Linked DNA regions of Homo sapiens: region 1 is linked to region 2. Evidence: chromatin loops called from intact Hi-C (ENCODE). Cell type or tissue: natural killer cell. All regions are shown on one strand. Links, peaks and the distances in the headings refer to the core of each region. The heading gives the core; the rest is flanking DNA.

Region 1 (8,862 bases), core at 2,848-5,347, 75 kb after region 2:
GTTAGCAACAAGTGGTTTTTCAATTTGTTTTTATTTCTACCCCTTGGCTTGCGCTTTCTGGATTGTGGGCACTGGGATTCCTAATCTTTGGCAGCGAGTCCCATTCTAAATGTAAACAGATGGAGAAAGCGCCAGCGTGGCCGAGTGTAATACATTCTAATGCAGAAGCATGCTGACACTGTGGGCAAATGCAGCCGCATTAAACAACTGTGTTTGCTCAACCCTTTCCAGGAGGGCCCAGAAGTTTCACATCAGGGAGATGCACAGCGAATGCCTCTCTCAGGGTCCACCCCGGAGAGGCTGGGCGGTACCATTTCAGTTCCGTAGACGTTGGAAGAGCAGCCTGTTTGTTTATGAGATTTCAGGGGGGATGTACCAGGTTAGCAGTGACTAACAGTGACTTTTAATCATTTCTTTTATATTCTCCAGCTTTTGAATTTTTCTCAGGGCAGACAATACAATTAAGCTACTTTAAACCAACCTCCTGCTGCTACCACCTAAAATAACTTCATGAGTGAAACAGTCCCCACTGCCAGGGTAACCACATTTCACTCAGAACCAGTCTTCTATTTGTTCTGCCTCTCCCATCCTGCCTCCCTTGGCACCATGAAGGGCCAAATGAGCTCGATCTACCCTCCAGCCCAGTAGCAAAGTTTTCTTTCCTTTGCTTTTCTTGGTCAGGGCTAGAGGAGGTAGCACCCCATCATGAGCACTGGAGAAGGTGCCCAGAAAATCACTTCTCCAACCATATCTCCCCCTGTGGCCTGAACAGAATGCTCAGCACCAATTGCCATTTTGATTATCTCTAGAAGGTTCAGTAAAACTCGAATGTTCTCTGCTTTAGTGTCTTAACTCATGAATAATAATGACCATAATAATCAACATTTATTGGGCAATTAATTAGTGTGTGCCACCCACTTTGCTGATCTCTTTTCTTGCAATGTCTTCTAAAAGCCCTACTTTATGACTTACAACTTTACAAGTCAGTCACTATTATTATCCTCGTTTCATACATAGGGAAACTGAGACTTCTGGAGGCTAAATAGCTTGCCCCAGGTACACAGCAAGGATGGATCAGAGCCAGAATTTGAACCCAAGTCTATCTTACTCCAAAACTCTTATGTTAAAACACTGTACAGTTATACAGTTGGCAAATTGCAGGACTCTGGGAATTTGGGATACCTAACAATTAATTTCCTTTCTTTTTCTTTCTTTTCTCTCTCTCTCTCTCTTTCTCTCTTTCTTAGATGAAGTCTTGCTCTGTCGCCCATGCTGGAGTGCAGTGGCGTGATCTCAGCTCACTGCAACCTCCACCTCTGGCGTTCAAGTGATTCTCCTGCCTCAGCCTCCTGAGTAGCTGCGACTACAGGTTCTTGCCACCATGTCTGGCTAATTTCTGTATTCTTAGTAAAGATGGAGTTTTACCATGTTGCACAGACTGGTCTTGAATTCCTGATCTTAAATGATCCACCCACCTCGGCCTCCCAAAGTGTTAGGATTACAGTCGTGAGCCAGCATGCCCAGCCCTGACAATTATGTTTTGATGGCAGGTTCTGTGGGCAGAGAGAAAGAGGTCTTTCTTATGAAGAACACTCAGGACACTGAGAAGATGTGAAAATAAGGTTTTAGGGAATGAGAGATATAAATCTATACATTCAGCATTTACTGAACACCTACTGTGTGTAGAGAATTATACAAAGTCTAGGAGCATAGGGTTAGTCTTTGGGTTAATGGCAAGAAGTCTAGAGGGAGCTTCCAGGCTGAGGCAGCAGTTACCTTCATATTGAAGTTGCCTTGTTTCCTGGCTTTCAGCTCACTGCATTTTCCTGCCACTGGCCAGAGCCAGCCCTGCTACTGATGGCTGGAACTGATATTGCCTGGCCAAATAAAACTAACAACTATTACACCAACAATGCTAGCTCATATTTACTAAGCAATTTTTTTTTTTTTTAGATGGAGTCTCCCTCTGTCGTCCAGGCTGGAGTGCAGTGGCCCGATCTTGGCTCACTGCAACCTCCACCTCCTGGGTTCAAGCAATTCTCCTGCCTCAGCCTCCTGAGTAGTTGGGATTACAGGCGCCTGCCACCACGCCCAGCTAATTTTTGTATCTTTAGTAGAGACGAGGTTTCACCATGTTGGTCAGGCTGGTCTCGAATTCCTGACCACCTTGGCCCACCTCGGCATCCCAAAGTGCATGAGCCCCACGCCCGGCCTTCACTAGCACTTCACTAGCACTTTCTAAGTGCCAGGCACTGTTTTAGGCTTTGTAACATATAACCTTCCTAATAACTCAGGATGGTGGCTATCATCCCTATCCTCATTATACAGCCAGGAACTGAGGAATGGAAGGTTTTAGAGATGTACGGAGCTCTGTATCTTTCTTTTGTTCAATTGAGATCATTCTGTTTTCCATTATTCCCATCACTATTTTCTACTTCTACAACAGGGAGTGAGTCTAGAGGAATTACTGCTATCAGGAGGTCAGGGATATCGTATGGGGACCAGCAAGGAGTGAACAAAAGTCATTTTTTTTTTAAAGAGATGAGGTTTTGCTCTGTTGCACAGACTGGAGTAAGCTAATGAAATCATAGCTCGTTGCAGCCTCAAACTCTTGGGCTCAAGTGATTTTCCAGCCTCAGCCTCCCAAGTAGCTGGGACTATCGGTGTTTGCCACCATGTCCAGCTGATTTAAAAAGTTTTTTTGTAGAGATGGCATCTCGCTCTGTTGCCCTGGCTGGTCTTAAACTCCTGGTCTCAAGTGATTCTCCTGCCTCGGCCTCCCAAAACGTTGAGATTACAGGCATGAGCCACCTCAGCCAGACTAGGAGTCACTTTTGAGAGGCAAGAGGAAAACCTCTCGTTAGCCTCAGGAACACCAGTTGGGTGCTTTCCCCTCTGGGAAATCTAACTGCTGCATGTGGGTTAATCAAGCAGCCTTGAGGTCAGAGCCCTCTGGGGTTCGGCTATAGCCCCTACAGCCCAACCCTGCTCCCAATTACCCTGGCTTGGCCCTACATGTCACAGAAGATCCAAAGGTATCAGTTGTGCTTGTGTGTGATTATAGAAGGAACACACAAGTGGAAGAAAGTAAGGTGGGAAAGCTGGACCTCAGAGCCTACAGCAGCAAAATCCTCTGCAGGGTGGCTGTGGGGGCTTGGAAACTCACAAGAGCTCCCCAAGGGAGCAGCAGAAGATTTTCTGGTGACCTGACGGTCCTGGAGCAGCTGGGCTTCCTGGCTGTTGTCATCCCCTGGCTGTCCCTGATGGATAGGAAGTACTTGCCACCAAGTGAGCACTTAGTGCCGACTGAGAGAATCGATGGGAGAGAGGGGGCGTTGGAGGTGCCAGAGGAATCATAAATATTTTATACTGTTGAATCAAATGGAAAAGGCAAAGCTATTTCTTTTTCAAATGGAAGTGGTGGAGACTTCATTTCATTCAAGATTAATAGTCACACTGCCCGGTAACCAGAGCAGAAGACAATGCCAAAAAGGAATGGCCAAGTTTGGGAGGCACAAAAATGAAAGCCCTCTCCAGGGCCAGAGAGGGGTGCTTCGTGCTAAACGCCACAGGCCATGAGGTCGGCTGATCAGCAGACATGTCTTCTTTTATACATTCCTAGAAAGTGTGTAAACTAGTGGGCATTGTTTTTAAAGCACCAGGAAGATTCAGGGAATGCCTACTAAGTTACTTGTATGATATGAATAATAATGCTCAAATAGAGTGTGTCACCTTGTGAGTGTGGATTTAACAATGAAATCAGACCTTAAGCCTGTAATGCTACGAACAGAGGAATTGTGAGGGGTGGTTTCTCTCTTCCCCTGCCCTTGGCCAGGGCCCATCACCCCTGGAATCACTACAGAGTGCTGAGTATCTAGGGTATTTGTTGAGATTGACAGGCGCGGATATCTCACTTCTTGCTTTGGGAATTTCCTTTCATGTTTAATAGCCTCTGAAGGCAAATGGAAGGTGATTTTCCAAGCCATTCCCTCTGCTTGACCTATTTCCAAAAGCTGTGTCCCTGCCTCCATTTCCTGCTCATTTCTATGAAAGGAGAATGTGGTCATGCTTCCGACTTCGCCCGTGCCCTACTTCTCTCTTGAGATCTGAGATATTCTTAGGAAGTCGGTTCAGAATTCATAGTCGGGGCAAGAGGTGGGTCAGCCAGTCCTTCTCAAGCCAGAGGAGAGTAGGGTGTAGCTGACCCTTCTGGAGTTTTCTCTGGGCTGAAAGCAGGCTTCCGGGAAACATGGCTCTTCTGCTCAGCCGTTCCCAAAAACGAGTGCATAGATCTGTGTTGGTCACATCCTGTGTGTGTGTCTGTTCTGCCCAGGCCGCATGAGGAATAGAAGATAAGCTCACATTTCCTGCCTGCCAGGGACTTAAAGACTTTCAAGTTGTCTCTTGTTCTCTGGGCTCTTAAGCTACACCCAGATCTCTGTAAACTTATGCTCACTCTGGGGGAAGATGGGCTGCCTGGGCCTGCCCTTTGCAGCTCCAGAAAAGAGGACTGTCAATCAGATGACTCTTTAAAATAATTTTTTAAAAAAATATTTACTTATTTATTAGAGATGAGGTCTCAGCTCTGTTATCCAGGCTGCAGTGTGGTGGTAGTGGTGCAATCATAGCTCACTGCAGCCTCAAACTCCTGGGCTCAAGCATCAGTCGGATGACTCTTGACCTCAGGGACAACATACTAGTTTGGGAGTCACAGAGGAGAAATAATTAGCAAGCAAAGCAAGACGGCATGTTTTATTTCAGGGTTCCTCTTAACCATGATGCCCATCTCCCACACCCTCACCCCTGGCAGCCACCCTCAGCTAGATGCTCAAGGACTTTCTCTTTGCTATTCATCCTCATTTCTAAACCATACATTTTACTCACCTACCCGCAGGAGAAATACCGTCTGTGGCCCCAGAGGAGGCGGGCAGCAGCAGGATATGGGAGGTTCTGCTGGGGACTGGTGCCACGTGCCCTCTGCCACCCCACCCCACTAGCTGATGCCACCCCATCACCCACAGCCTCTTTTAGTGCCTCTGAATCAGGCACAGGCTTTTAGACAGTGCTGCGCATTCCCTCAAGTTCAGTAAGTCCAGGAAATCTTTACCATCCACAGCTCAATTGAAAACAAAACAACGTGGCCAGGTGTGGTGGCTCATGCCTGTAATCCCAGCACTTTGGGAGGCTGGGGTGGGCAGATCACTTGAGGTAAGGAGTTCGAGACCAGCCTGACCAACATGGTGAAACCTCATCTCTGCTAAAAATACAAAAAATATTAGCAGGACATGGTGCCTGTAAATCCAGCTACTCAGGAGGCCGAGGTGGAAGGATCACTTGAACCTGGGAGGTGGAGCTGAGATCACGCCACTGCACCACTCCAGCCTGGATGAAAGAGTGAGACTCCGTCTGAAAAAAAAAAAAAGAGAGAGAGAGAGAAAGAAAACAAAACAACATTACCCCCATGTTTTCCCCTTCCCTGCTAAAAACAAATCCAAAAATCCACACTCTATTCCAGGGAAATAAATGGACATTTAGGGTTAAGATACTGAAAAAGATAATGTTACCTTCCTCTCAGCTGCCTTATTTGGTTGTTTTAAGCTAAATGGAAGATTCTTGTTTAGAATCACAAAAAGAAATAATAACACCACGTGGACCTGGACGCAGACATCCTCCGCTTTGCTCCACAACCCTTCCACTGTGCTCCCTGCACTGGCGGGCAGGAATCCTGGGCGCTTACAATGCAGGGGAGCATGAGCGTTGGGAGGGGAGGGGGTCTCTGCCTCAAAAACCCAGTACATGGCAGCAGCAGTTCAGTTGTTTACAAAATAGGGACTGATTCCCTTCCCTTCCCTTCCCTTCCCTTCCCTTCCCTTCCCTTCCCTTCCCTTCCCTTCCCTTGCGTTCTCTCCCCGCCCCTCCCCTCCCCCCCGCCCCCTCCCCTCCCTTCCCCCCTCCCCTCCCCTCCCCTTCCCCTTCTTTCCTTCCCCCTTCTTCCCTTCCCTCTCCTCACCCACCCACTTCCCTTCCCCCCTCCCTCTCCCCTCCCCTCCCCTCCCATCCTCCCCTCCCCTCCTTTCCCACTCCTCTCCCCTCCACCCTCTTCCCCTCCCTTTCCTCCCTTTCCCTTTCTTTCCTCTCCTTTCCCTTCCTTCCCCTTCCTTCTGACAGATTCTCGTGCTGTTGCCCAGGCTGGAGTGCAATCACATGATCTCCGTTCACTGCAGCTTCCGCCTCCCAGGTTCAAATGATTCTGGTGCCTCAGCCTCCCAAGTAGCTGGGATTCAGGCATGTACCACCAAGCCCAGCTAATTTTTGTATATATATATATATATATTTTTTTTTTTTTTGAGATGGAGTCTCTCTCTGTCGCCCAGGCTCGAGTGCAGTGGCGCGATCTGAGCTCACTGCAAGCTCCGCCTCCCAGGTTCACGCCATTCTCCTACCTCAGCCTCCCAGGTAGCTGCGACTACAGGTGCCCACCACCACGCCCGGCTAATTTTTTTGTATTTTTAGTAGACACAGGGTTTCACCATGTTAGCCAGGACGGTCTGGAACTCCTGACCTCAAGTGATCCACCTGCCTAGGCCTCCCAAAGTGCTGGGATTACAGGCGTGAGCCACCGCGTGGCCTGAGTTTCATTGAAAAAGACCACGTGTGCACAGTGCCTGGGGCACGTGTGGTCCTCAGTTCCCGAGATTTCCCTTTCTACAAGAGCAGTGACCAAATTTTAGGCCTCTCCTTAAGGCACCTTCCAAGATGCAAGTCCCCACCTGGTGGCCAGTCAGGCCACATGGAAGTGCATGAGGGTGGGGACACAAAAGTATCCTACACTTGCAACTCTTTATTTTCACTTTCTGCACTTTTTTCTTTCATCTTCTCTTTTTTCTCTGGTTCTCTCCTTTCTCCTGCTAGCTCAATTTTCCCTCCCCAGGTTTTTGGAACCCAGAGATCTGGCTTTCTACTGTTTCACTTTGTGCCCTTAGAAAGGTCCCTTCACCCCCTTGGGGCTCTCTCCTCTTGAGGAGAGGGAGGAAGTTGGATTACAGTTTAGGAAGATGTGATTGGGGCTGATCTAGTTGAAATGATGACCGAGGGCTTGGAATTCCCTCCAAATGCTCTAGCCAGCCCACCCAGGGTGCTTTCTTTTTGATGGGGTCCCAGGGACTTCTCAGCACTTCCACACCACCAAACTCTCTGATTGCTGAGTCGGCTCTAGTAAGTATTTTTCTTTTTCTCTTCTGCCCACACTTGGCAGTGTGGGGACAGAAGGAAAGAAGCTGGCGATCCCATGCCAAGCTGCTGAGGCAGTCTTTTCTCTAAAGTGGTCATGGAGTGTGTGTCATCCTCTGCAAGGCATGTATCTGCCAATGCAGGGGTGAGGCCTCGGCCACCTCCACCCTCTGCCGGAGCATTCAAACGTCTCCAACTACAGCCATTCCCCTGAATGGCTGCAGAGGTCAATGAAGTAACGTCTGAAAATGCTTGTGGGATCTTTGGGTTTCCAAAGCATTCTTCTTTCTAACTCTGGAATAAGGCTCTTCCTTAAAAATAGAAAGCCATCTGTGGGGTGAATTTTAATATACTGTGCACAATAATCCCATCCTCATGCTGTGGTTGTGTCCACAGTCCTGGGGCAGGGCCAACATGTGACCACTTAAATTATTTATCAACAAATTTTTCTCCTCACGTCCACATGGATGTTGAAATGGTTTTCTAATTCATTTTTAAAATATGCTCTGGGTTCATGACCCCAGCTTCGGGGAATCATGACATCCTCATCACTTGACAGTGCCAGCAATCAGTCAGCTCCAAAGAGCATGTGTACTTCAAAAAGACTGACTCAGCCCAGCCTTAGAGGATTCTCCTTTGGGGTGCAGGACTGGGTTCAAACTGAGTTTTCCAACACTGGGCGAGTTTCAGCAAAGTAGGGCTGGGATAATGGTGCGGCTCTTGTGATTAATCTACTCCAGGAAAGGTTGAATGAGAAGTTAATGTGGATCCCCCAGAAGCTGCAGAGGGTTAAGAGCTTTTATTTTAGCGAGAATTTAAGATGCGAGGCCTGTCAGGTGCACGTGCCATCAAAAACATGACCTAATCCTATTGATTTTCTTTTAATGTTCACAGACTGGGAGCCCCGGGAGGGAGGCAGACAGCACCAATGCATTGCGCAAAATGTCTAGTTTTCAAACCATGTAAACTTGGTCTGGGAAAAGAGTGGGCTCTGTGGAATGTTGCTCCTTCAGCAGCTGATGTGAAGATGCTTATGGTGACCACAAGCCAAGCCTCTGCAGGAGGTTATAGGAGCCCCAGCTCATATTAGGAATTCTAAATTCAGATAAAGCTGGATTATTAGATTGAACTCTATGAAATTGTTCAATATTCAACCATCTTTTACCTATAAAAATGGCTGTTTCATATGGTTTGACATGCTGTGTATGCTTGAGACTTGACTGTGACCTTCTTATCTCATGATGGCAAGAAAACCCCATGTGGAATTTAGGTGAAATCCTACTTGTCCTCCAAGGCCAGGTCTTGGGGGATTCATAGAGCATCCTAGGCTAACATGACTTTAGGCCCGTGAAGCCACTCATGGTTTCTCACAACCCAATCAAAACTAATCTCCCCAGGCCAGATGTGGCAGCTCACTCCTTTACTCTCAGCATTTTGGGAGGCCGAGGCAGGAGGATTGCTTGAGGCCAGGCTTTCAAGACCAGTCTGGGCAACATAGCGAGATCCTATCTTTCTATAAATAAATAAGAATTAGTCTTCCTCACCCTGGCGTATTGACGATAGTTAGCTAACACTATTTATGAAATAGATACCTTTAGTTATAGCTATTGCTGTTCCTGAATGCCCTTTAAA
Region 2 (8,862 bases), core at 4,142-6,641:
TTTCCCATATTATCAGTTTTTCCCCATATTAGCCACTGATAATACTGGCATTATGCTGTCAACCTTAAATAATAAGATTTTAAAATATGATTAAATATGGAATTTATTTGAGCATAAAGCTTAAGGATAGCCACCTGGAAAACACAGATTCTAAATGAATGGGGCCCATATTCCAAAGTGAAGCAGTTCAAGTTTCACTTATACAGGCAGACACAGGGAAGTATTAGCAGGATTACAGCATTTTCTACCCAAGACTAGTGCATGGGTTACAGCGATTTGATTGGTTACAGATTGCTACATTCCAAGGAAAATTATTTTATTACTACCTGACTAGAGGTAAAGATCTGAGTGGGTCTTATCTCTGGAGCCACTTGTTATTCTTACCAATAAGTCTTAATTATTTACAGAAAGAAAAAAAAAAGGCAGAAGTTCACTATGTGCTGTGTGGCTCAGGGTGAATAGCAACATTTCATTCAAGGCTCAGAATACTCTAACGTACCAACAGCTTGGCCAGGCATGGTGGCTCATGCCTGTAATCCCAGCACTTTGAGAGGCTGAGGCAGGTGGATCACTTGAGGCCAGAAGTTCGAGACCAACATAGCGAAATGACCAACATGGCAAAACTACGTCTCTACTAAAAATACAAAAAATTGGCCAGGCGTGATGATGCATGCCTGTAATCCCAGCTACTCAGGGAGCTGAGGTGGGAGAATCGCTTGAACCCAGGAGGCAGATGTTGCAGTGAGCTGAGATGGCGCCACTGCACTCCAGTCGGGGTGATAGAGCGAGACCCTGTCTCAAAAAAAAAAAAAAAAAAAGAAAAAAAAAATCCTAACATCCAACAGCTTTAAATTCAGATTACTTAATTTCACAATGCTTTCCACTTATTTTGCAATCTGTGAGCTCCTGGGCCAGGCACAGTGGTTTACGCCTGTAATCCCAACACTTTGAGAGGCCAAGGTGGGTGGATCACTTGAGGTCAGGAGTTTGAGACCAGCTGGGCAAAATGGCAAAACCCGGCCAGGCGCAGTGGCTCAGGCCTGTAATCCCAGCACTTTGGGAGGCTGAGGCGGACAAATCACGAGGTCAGGAGATCAAGATCAGCTTGGCCAACATGGTGAAACCCCGTCTCTACTAAAAATATTTAAAAAAAAAATAGCTGGGTGTGGTGGCGTGCGTCTGTAGTCCCAGCTACTCGGGAGGCTGAGGCAGGAGAATTGCTTGAACCTGGGAAGCAGTGGCTACAGTGAGCCGAGATCGTGCCACTGCACTCCAGCCTGGGCAACAGAGCAGGACTCCGTCTCAAAAAAAAAAAAAAGGAAAGGAAAAGAAAAAGGCAAAACCCTGTCTCCACTAAAATACAAAATTTAGCCAGGCATGGTGGTGCACACCTTGTAGTCCTAGCTACTTGGGAGGCTGAGGAAGGAGAATAGCTTGAACCCGGGAGGCAGAGGTGCAGTGACCCAAGATTGTGCCACTGCACTGCAGCCTGGGTGACCACAAGACTCCGTCTCAAAATAAATAAATAAATTAAAATAAATTAAAAAAATAATAAAGATCTGTGTGCTCCTGGAGGGCAGAGGTTAAGTCTTCCTCCCTTAGGTTCACCCAGCACTGAGGAAATCGCATGGCTGTGGTAGGTACCCAGTGTCACATGCTGCAGAGGCCTGGGTAAGGGTAATGAAAGTGTCACTGATGGTTCTGGGTGACTCAAAGCACACGCTTTCCCCAAAGCCTACTTCTGGTTAGCTGGTGTTATAGAGGCCAAGGGAAAATTTTCTCTTTGCCTTCTGGAAGTTTTACTGAAAAACCAACTGACAAAAGGCAGGTTAATAAGAAAGAAGGCGTGCAAATTTATTATTAATAATATGCATGGGGGACAACACAGATGACCCCATCCCCTCAGTGAGGCTCAGAAGCTTTTCTCCCTCTTTTTTTAAATTTAATTTAATTTTAAGTTCTGGGATACATGTGCAGGAATGCAGGTTTGTTCCATATGTAAACGTGTGCCATGGTGGTTTGTGGCACCTATCAACCCATCACCTGGGTACTAAGCCCCGCATGCATTAGCTATGAGGTTACGCAAAGAATGTGGGCTCAGAGCATGGCCACAAACAGGTTATGGTCGTAAATCATGTGACGGTGGCAAGACAAGTTATGGAAGGGAGAGAAGAGGGTGGATGGCTAGCAAAGGTGGCCTTGTTATGTAGATGAAACCTCAAGGGGTAGCAGCCCTCAGAGAGAAGAAATGGTATATGTTTCTTTTAGATCTTTAGAGATGTCAGACTCTCAGTTCATCTTTCCTAGATCCGGACAAGGGTGGGCCTCAGAGAATGCATGGCTGCATGAATCAGATTTTCTCTATAGAGGCAAAGCTCCCCGCAAAAGACAGCTTCTTAGCTACTCTTCTATTTCCAGCCCTTCTGAATTGCCATCTTGAAATATGTCAAAGAAGTAGGCTTTGGAGTGAAGTATTTTGGTTTCCTTCAGTATCCATGCCTTTCCTCAAGGTGGGGATGACTTACCACTGCAGAGATTCTTTCACTCTCTCCATAAGTGGTGAGAAAACTTAGCTCTAGCCTCATGGTATATAGAGCTCTAACAAGTCTCCCAAAGCTGTGGGAAGAAAATGAAGATGTTTTGTCTGTGACATTATAGAGACATCTGTCTCAGGTGAACCCTTTGCTAAAGAACAGGAATTTCTGTGGGGTCCTCCAAAGGTGATGAGAGCCAGAGCCAGTAGTTCAGCTTCCAGTTTTCTGAGTGGTGGGGAGGGGTTTGCAGACACACAGGAATGGCACCTCCATCCTTTTGTGAGCCATTCCTGTGTGTCGTTCTGCCAGTCCATGGCCTGCTGGAGTCTGCTGGTACCTGTCGGTGTGCTGTTCTGCCACTGTGTTCCTCTCGATGTCCGGCTGCTTGTGTATTCTTCCCAACAGGGACTTGGGGTTTTTATAGGCACAGGATGGAGGTGTGGCGGGCCAGGGTGGTCTTGGGAAATGCAACATTTTGGCATGAAAACAGAAATGCCTGTCCTCACCTAGGTGTGTGCGCACAGGCCTAGGGGTGGAGCCCTCATCAGGGACCCCACCCTTCTTCTCCCAGCACTTCTCTGCCCCGCCTCCTGTGTCATTTGTGTACCCATAGTTTAGCTCCCTCTTAAAGTGAGAATATGCAGTATTTGGTTTTCCATTCCTGAGTTACTTCACTTAGGATAGTGGCCTCTGGTTCCATTTAAGTTGCTGCAAAAAGCATTATTTATTTTTTTTATGGCTGAGTACTGTTCCATGGTGTGTGTCTGTGTGTGTGTGTGTGTGTGTGTGTGTGTGTATATGGAGAGATTGTGATATATGTATATCACAATCTGTGTATGTGATATATGTGTGTGTATATATATATATGGAGAGATTGTGATATATGTATATCACAATCTGTGTATGTGATATATGTGTGTGTGTGTATATATATATATAAATCTCTCTCTCTCTCTCTGTCTCTCACACATACTCTTTATCCACTTATCAGTTGACGGGCACTTAGGTTGACTCCATATCTTTGCAATTGTGAATTGTGCTGTGATGAACATGCATTCAGGTGTCTTTCTTGTATCATGACTAATTTTCTTTTGGGTAGATACCCAGTAGTGGATTGCTGGATCGAATGGTAGATCTATTTTGAGTTCTTTGAGAAATTTCCAAACTGTTTTCCATAAAGGTTGTGAGAGGTGACAGCGTGCTGGCAGTCCTCAGAGCCCTCGCTTGCTCTCAGCACCTCCCCTGCCTGGGCTCCCATTTTGGTGGCATTTGAGGAGCCCTTCAGTCCCCCACTGCACTGTGGGAGCCCCTTTCTGGGCTGGCCAAGGCCGGAGCCCACTCCCTCAGCTTGCAGGGAGGTGTGGCGGGAGAGACAAGAGCGGGAACCGGAGCTGTGTGCGGCACTTGCGGGCCAGCTGGAGTTCCGGGTGGGCGTGGGCTTGGTGGGCCCCGCACTCGGAGCAGCCAGCCAGCCCTGCTGGCCCCGGGCAATGGGGGACTTAGCACCCGGGCCAGTGGCTGCGGAGGGTGTACTGGGTCCCCCAGCAGTGCCGGCCCACCGGCGCTGCGCTCGATTTCTCGCCGGGCCTTGGCTGCCTTCCCGCGGGGCAGGGCTCGGGACCTGCAGCCCACCATGCCTGAGCCTCCCACCCCCTCCGTGGGCTCCTGTGCGGCCCGAGCCTCCCCGACGAGCGCCACCACCTGCTCCAGGGCGCCCAGTCCCATCGACCACCCAAGGGCTGAGGAATGCGAGCACAGGGCGCAGGACTGGCAGGCAGCTCCACCTGCAGCCCCGGTGCGGGATCCGCTAGGTGAAGCCAGCTGGGCTCCTGAGTCTGGTGGGGACGTGGAGAGTCGTTATATCTAGCTCAGGGATTGTAAATACACCAATCAGCACCCTGTGTTTAGCTCAAGGTTTGTGAGTGCACCAATTGACACTCTGTATCTAGCTGCTCTGGTGAGGACGTGGAGAACCTTTATGTCTAGCTCAAGGATTGTAAATACACCAGTCGGCACTCTGTATGTAGCTCAAGGTTTGTAAACACACCAATCAGCACCCTGTGTTTAGCTCAAGGTTTGTTAGTGCACCAATCAACACTCTGTATCTAGCTGCTCTGGTGGGGCCTTGGAAAACCTGTGTGTGGAAACTCTGTATCTAACTAATCCGATAGGGACGTGGAGAACCTTTGTATCTAGCTCAGGGATTGTAAACGCACCAATCAGCGCCCGGACAAAACAGGCCACTGGGCTCTACCAATCAGCAGGATGTGGGTGGGGCCAGATAAAATAAAAGCAGGCTGCGGGAGCCAGCATTGGCAACTCGCTCGGGTCCCCTTCCACACTGTGGGAGCTTTGTTGTTTCGCTTTTTGCAATAAATCTTGCTACTACTCAATCTTTGGGTCCACGCTGCTTTTATGAGCTGTAACACTCACCACGAAAGTCTGCAGCTTCACTCCTGAAGCCAGCGAGACCACGAGCCCACCAGGAGAAACGAGCAACTCCAGACGCACCACCTTAAGAGCTGTAACACTCACCGCGAAGATCTGCAGCTTCACTCCTGAGCTCAGCGAGACCACGAGCCCACAGGGAGGAAAGAACAACTCCAGACGCGCTACCTTAAGAGCTGTAACGCTCACTGCGAAGGTCCGCGGCTTCACTCCTGAGCCAGCGAGACCACGAACCCACCAGAAGAAAAACTCCAAACACATCTGAACATCAGAAGAGACAGACTCCAGGCGCGCCACCTTAAGAACTGTAACACTCACCGCGAGAGTCCGCAGCTTCATTCTTGAAGTCAGTGAGACCAAGAACCCACCAATTCCGGACACAGTTGTAGCAACCCCAACAGTGTCTAAGTGTTTCCTTTTCCCTGCATCTGCACCAACATCTATTGTTTTTTGACTTTTTGATAATGGCCATTCTGGCTGGGTTAAGGTGGTATCTCATTGTGGCTTTAATTTGCATTTCCCTGATGATTAGTGATGTTGAACACCTTTTCATGTTTTTTGGCCATTTGTGTGTCTTTTGGGAAATGTCTGTTCATGTCATTTGACAACTTTTTAATAGGATTTTTTTTATCTTGCTGATTTGTTTGAGTTGCTTGTAGATTCTGAATATTAGTCCTTTGTTGCGTGTATAGTTTGTAAATATTTTCTCCCATTCTGTGGGATGTCTATTTACTCTGCTGATTATTTCTTTTGCTGTGCAGAAGCTTAATTTAATTAGGTCCCACTAATTTTCTTTTTGTTGCATTTGCTTTCGGGATCTTGGTCATACATTTTTAGCTTAGGACGATGTCCAGAAGAGTTTTCCCTACTTTATCTTCTAGGATTTTTGTGGTTTCAGGTCTTAAAGTCTTTAATTCATCTCAAGTTAATTTTTATATATGGTGAGCGATAGAGATCCAGTTTCATTGTTCTACCTGTGGTTATCCAATTTTCCCAGCACCATTTATTGTATAGGGTGTCCTTTCCCCAGTGTATGTTTTCATCTGCTTTGTTGAAGATTGGTGGCTTCCAGGTATTTGGCTCTAATTCTGGGTTCTTTATTGTGTTTCATTGGTCTAGGTGTCTTACTTTCATATCAGTACCATGCTGTTTTGGTTACTATATCCTTATTCCTCTGGCTTTGTTCTTTTTGCCTAAGATTGCTTTGGCTATTGGAAGTGGGGAGAAACAGATATTAACTTGCAAATGTTCTTTTTGGAATTTAAATGATCATTTGAGACAGTCATTGTCTTGAAAAATGGTCTTCTTTCCTGTAATGGATAATGCATTAACAAGAAGGAGAACAAGAACAATTGTTCTCGTTGGTGGGTCAGTCCTATCTCTCTCTTTCTTTTCCCTGTCATGTTGCCCAGGCTGGTCTTGAACCTCTGGGTTCAAGTGATCTTCTTGCCTTGTCTTCCCAAAGTGTGTAATTACAGGCATGAGCTAGCGCACCCAGCCAATCCCATCTTTATGTAGATAAGGCAAAAGTCTCTTCCAGCACTTGACGGTCTCTATGGATTTTTAGTATAAAATACTCATGATGCCAGGGAACCGATTTTGTGGTGAGATATTTTGATTTCTGTCACTTTCCTTCTCACTTCCATTTGCAAGACTCAGGCCTGGCTCTCCGGAAACGAACTCTAAGGACAACTGAAACATTTCTCTCTTTCCCAGTTTCAAGGGAAACTGCTCCCAGTTTCAGGGTGAGGTTGAAGGCTGTTAGGCTGACTACCTTGGTCTTCCCTCTCAGACTCTTGGATGGGGCCTGAGAATGTGGTTTCTAGGAGCCCTGATTTCCATTCCTTTGGCTGTTTCCTCTACTCTCAAGCCTGAGTAAGCAAGAATCCTCTTTGCACCATGTTTTATATAGTGTTGTGCATAACAATAAAGACATTTTTATGGCATTGGAAAAAATATAAATGGTGGTTACAGCACTTCATTCAGCAGAGAGAAATAAATACTGTGTGTTTAATTTTTTTCAGCAAACCATTCCCATGATCTATTTTTCTGACTGCAGAACTCAAACATTGTTAAAGAATTATAAATAGAGTGTGAATCGATTTGTAACATTGCCTTCTTACATGGGCTCTTTAATTCCTGGTAATGATTTAATATACAAACATGCCTGGTGCACCTGCCTTGGTGAAATGCAGCAATTTTCCTTGTCAAGTGGTATGTGATTTCTTCCCTCTGTTCCAAATGGGCTATGCTTTCTTTCCTTTTTTCTTTTGTGTTACTGATCCTATACCTCTTTCCAGTAGCTCATGTTTATCCTGTGCATTAGACACGCTTCTAAGTGATTTTAGCATCCGCTTAATTTGCTGGGGTGGCGTCTGGAAATGTGATCAGGTTAGGGTGAGCAGCCGCACAGAAGTGTTCTTTCCATCTGAGCTGAGGTTGGGAGATCACACAGTCTTCTTCTATGAATATAATACAGAGCGTTTTGCTAGTGAAGCATAATTCAGAACTGAATTTATAATGAAGACATAATTTGTCTCTGGTGCATAAATACCAGTATGGCGGGGCTGAATCAACACACATTTTTTTTCCTTTCTGTTAAAAGGCAGGATGGGGTGGCTGGGGGAGTCTTTTGAAAGAAATAACAAAAACTCCAGGTATGCTCACTGGGTGGGCTGAGATGAGGGTCTTAGTTTTAGTGAGCAAGTCCAGAAAGTTTCCATTCTGATCAAGTTCTGCTCTTTAGAATTGCTGGGTTTGGAAACAATTTTAACCAGGTCAATTGAGACGAGCAGGCTTAGGGAAATGATTCATCTGTAAACAAAATATTAAAACCTAAGAAGCCTATGAATATACGATGTGATTAGATTTCCTTTATTATCTGACATTGGCTTGAACCTCCCCTTACCAGGAAGAACAGTTGCCTCTCCCAAGGCAGCCCCCTAGTGCGACATGTCTGTGGTGTGCTCTCCACTAGGTCCTTGTGTTTGTAGCACTGCCTCCTCTCTGAGCCATTGTCCCATCAGCTCTGTTACTACTGACGGCTGCCCTGGGCACAGCGATTCTTCACTGCATCTACCTAAGCTACCTCCATTGTGGCTTCAGAAGAGACCTTCTTCCATGGATGGCTCACAGGACAGTTGATGCCAGGATGTCATGAGCCGCAGAAAGAGAAGAAACATTTTGCCGGAAGCTCAGCATAAGTCCCACACCCAATTGCCCTGGGTTCCTGTTCCATAATCTACCATTTCCTTCAAGAATTAACAATGGAAGTATCTACTTCCCTCCGGAGGAACCCACTCCTACACACAGGGTAATGACCTTGCTCTGTGTCTCCAGCAGGATAATATCTTTGGAACATAATGGTCTGATATCAGTATGTTCTGAGTCGTTTATTCATTGATAACATCACTTAGGAGAATTGATACACTAGTCTGTGTTGGTCTGTGCCAAGCTCAAGCCAGTATTTTCCACCATCTCTGCTCTGGTGTGAAGAATCTTCTAGAAAGAAACACAGGTCCTTTCTCCTGCCATCTCTCCAATCCAGATTTTCCACCAACAGTTTCCAGAGCACAAGCATCAGTGTGCAGAAGGCCCTCTAGAGTCACACAGAGCTAAGAACACTCCATTACTCTCCCCAGAGACTATCACCCCCACCACCATCAAAAGGCAAGACATTCTTTTTTTGGCAAGAGATTCTTAAATGGCTTTAGCTCAATTAAGTCTAGCAATGTTCTAATTCTTCAACCAAATTTCTCCTCAATGTGAAATATTGCATTCAGGTCAATGGTCACTCCAAAGCAGCAGGGACAATCTTGCAGTGTTTTCTTTCAAATCCATACAAGCAAAGGATTTCCTTAAAACAAAGTTCAGTCTGCAA

What was found. A loop is a pair of places that touch in the nucleus more often than their neighbours do. Peaks named below come from ENCODE experiments on the same cell type or tissue, not always from the same donor. Only the 100,000 strongest peaks of a DNase experiment are listed, where the experiment ranks them.
Region 1: it touches region 2 in a loop (3-fold over the local background); 1 of 110 quality-filtered maps calls a loop at or near these places.

What each region holds. Positions count from the first base shown.
Region 1 is chr10:33,122,036-33,130,897 of GRCh38, forward strand. No RefSeq gene overlaps it. Among named protein-coding and RNA genes, the nearest start is that of IATPR, 9.7 kb to the left of the region's middle. In natural killer cell, for the core only: no CTCF peak of the experiment used is centred there; DNase peaks (open chromatin) are centred at 4,336 and 4,936; H3K27ac peaks cover 1,490 bases.
Region 2 is chr10:33,045,325-33,054,186 of GRCh38, forward strand. The region is part of intron 2 of ITGB1-DT (ITGB1 divergent transcript); the gene reads left to right. Among named protein-coding and RNA genes, the nearest start is that of IATPR, 67 kb to the right of the region's middle. RefSeq lists an enhancer at 4,021-4,521. In natural killer cell, for the core only: no CTCF peak of the experiment used is centred there; a DNase peak (open chromatin) is centred at 5,187; H3K4me3 peaks cover 640 bases; H3K27ac peaks cover 332 bases.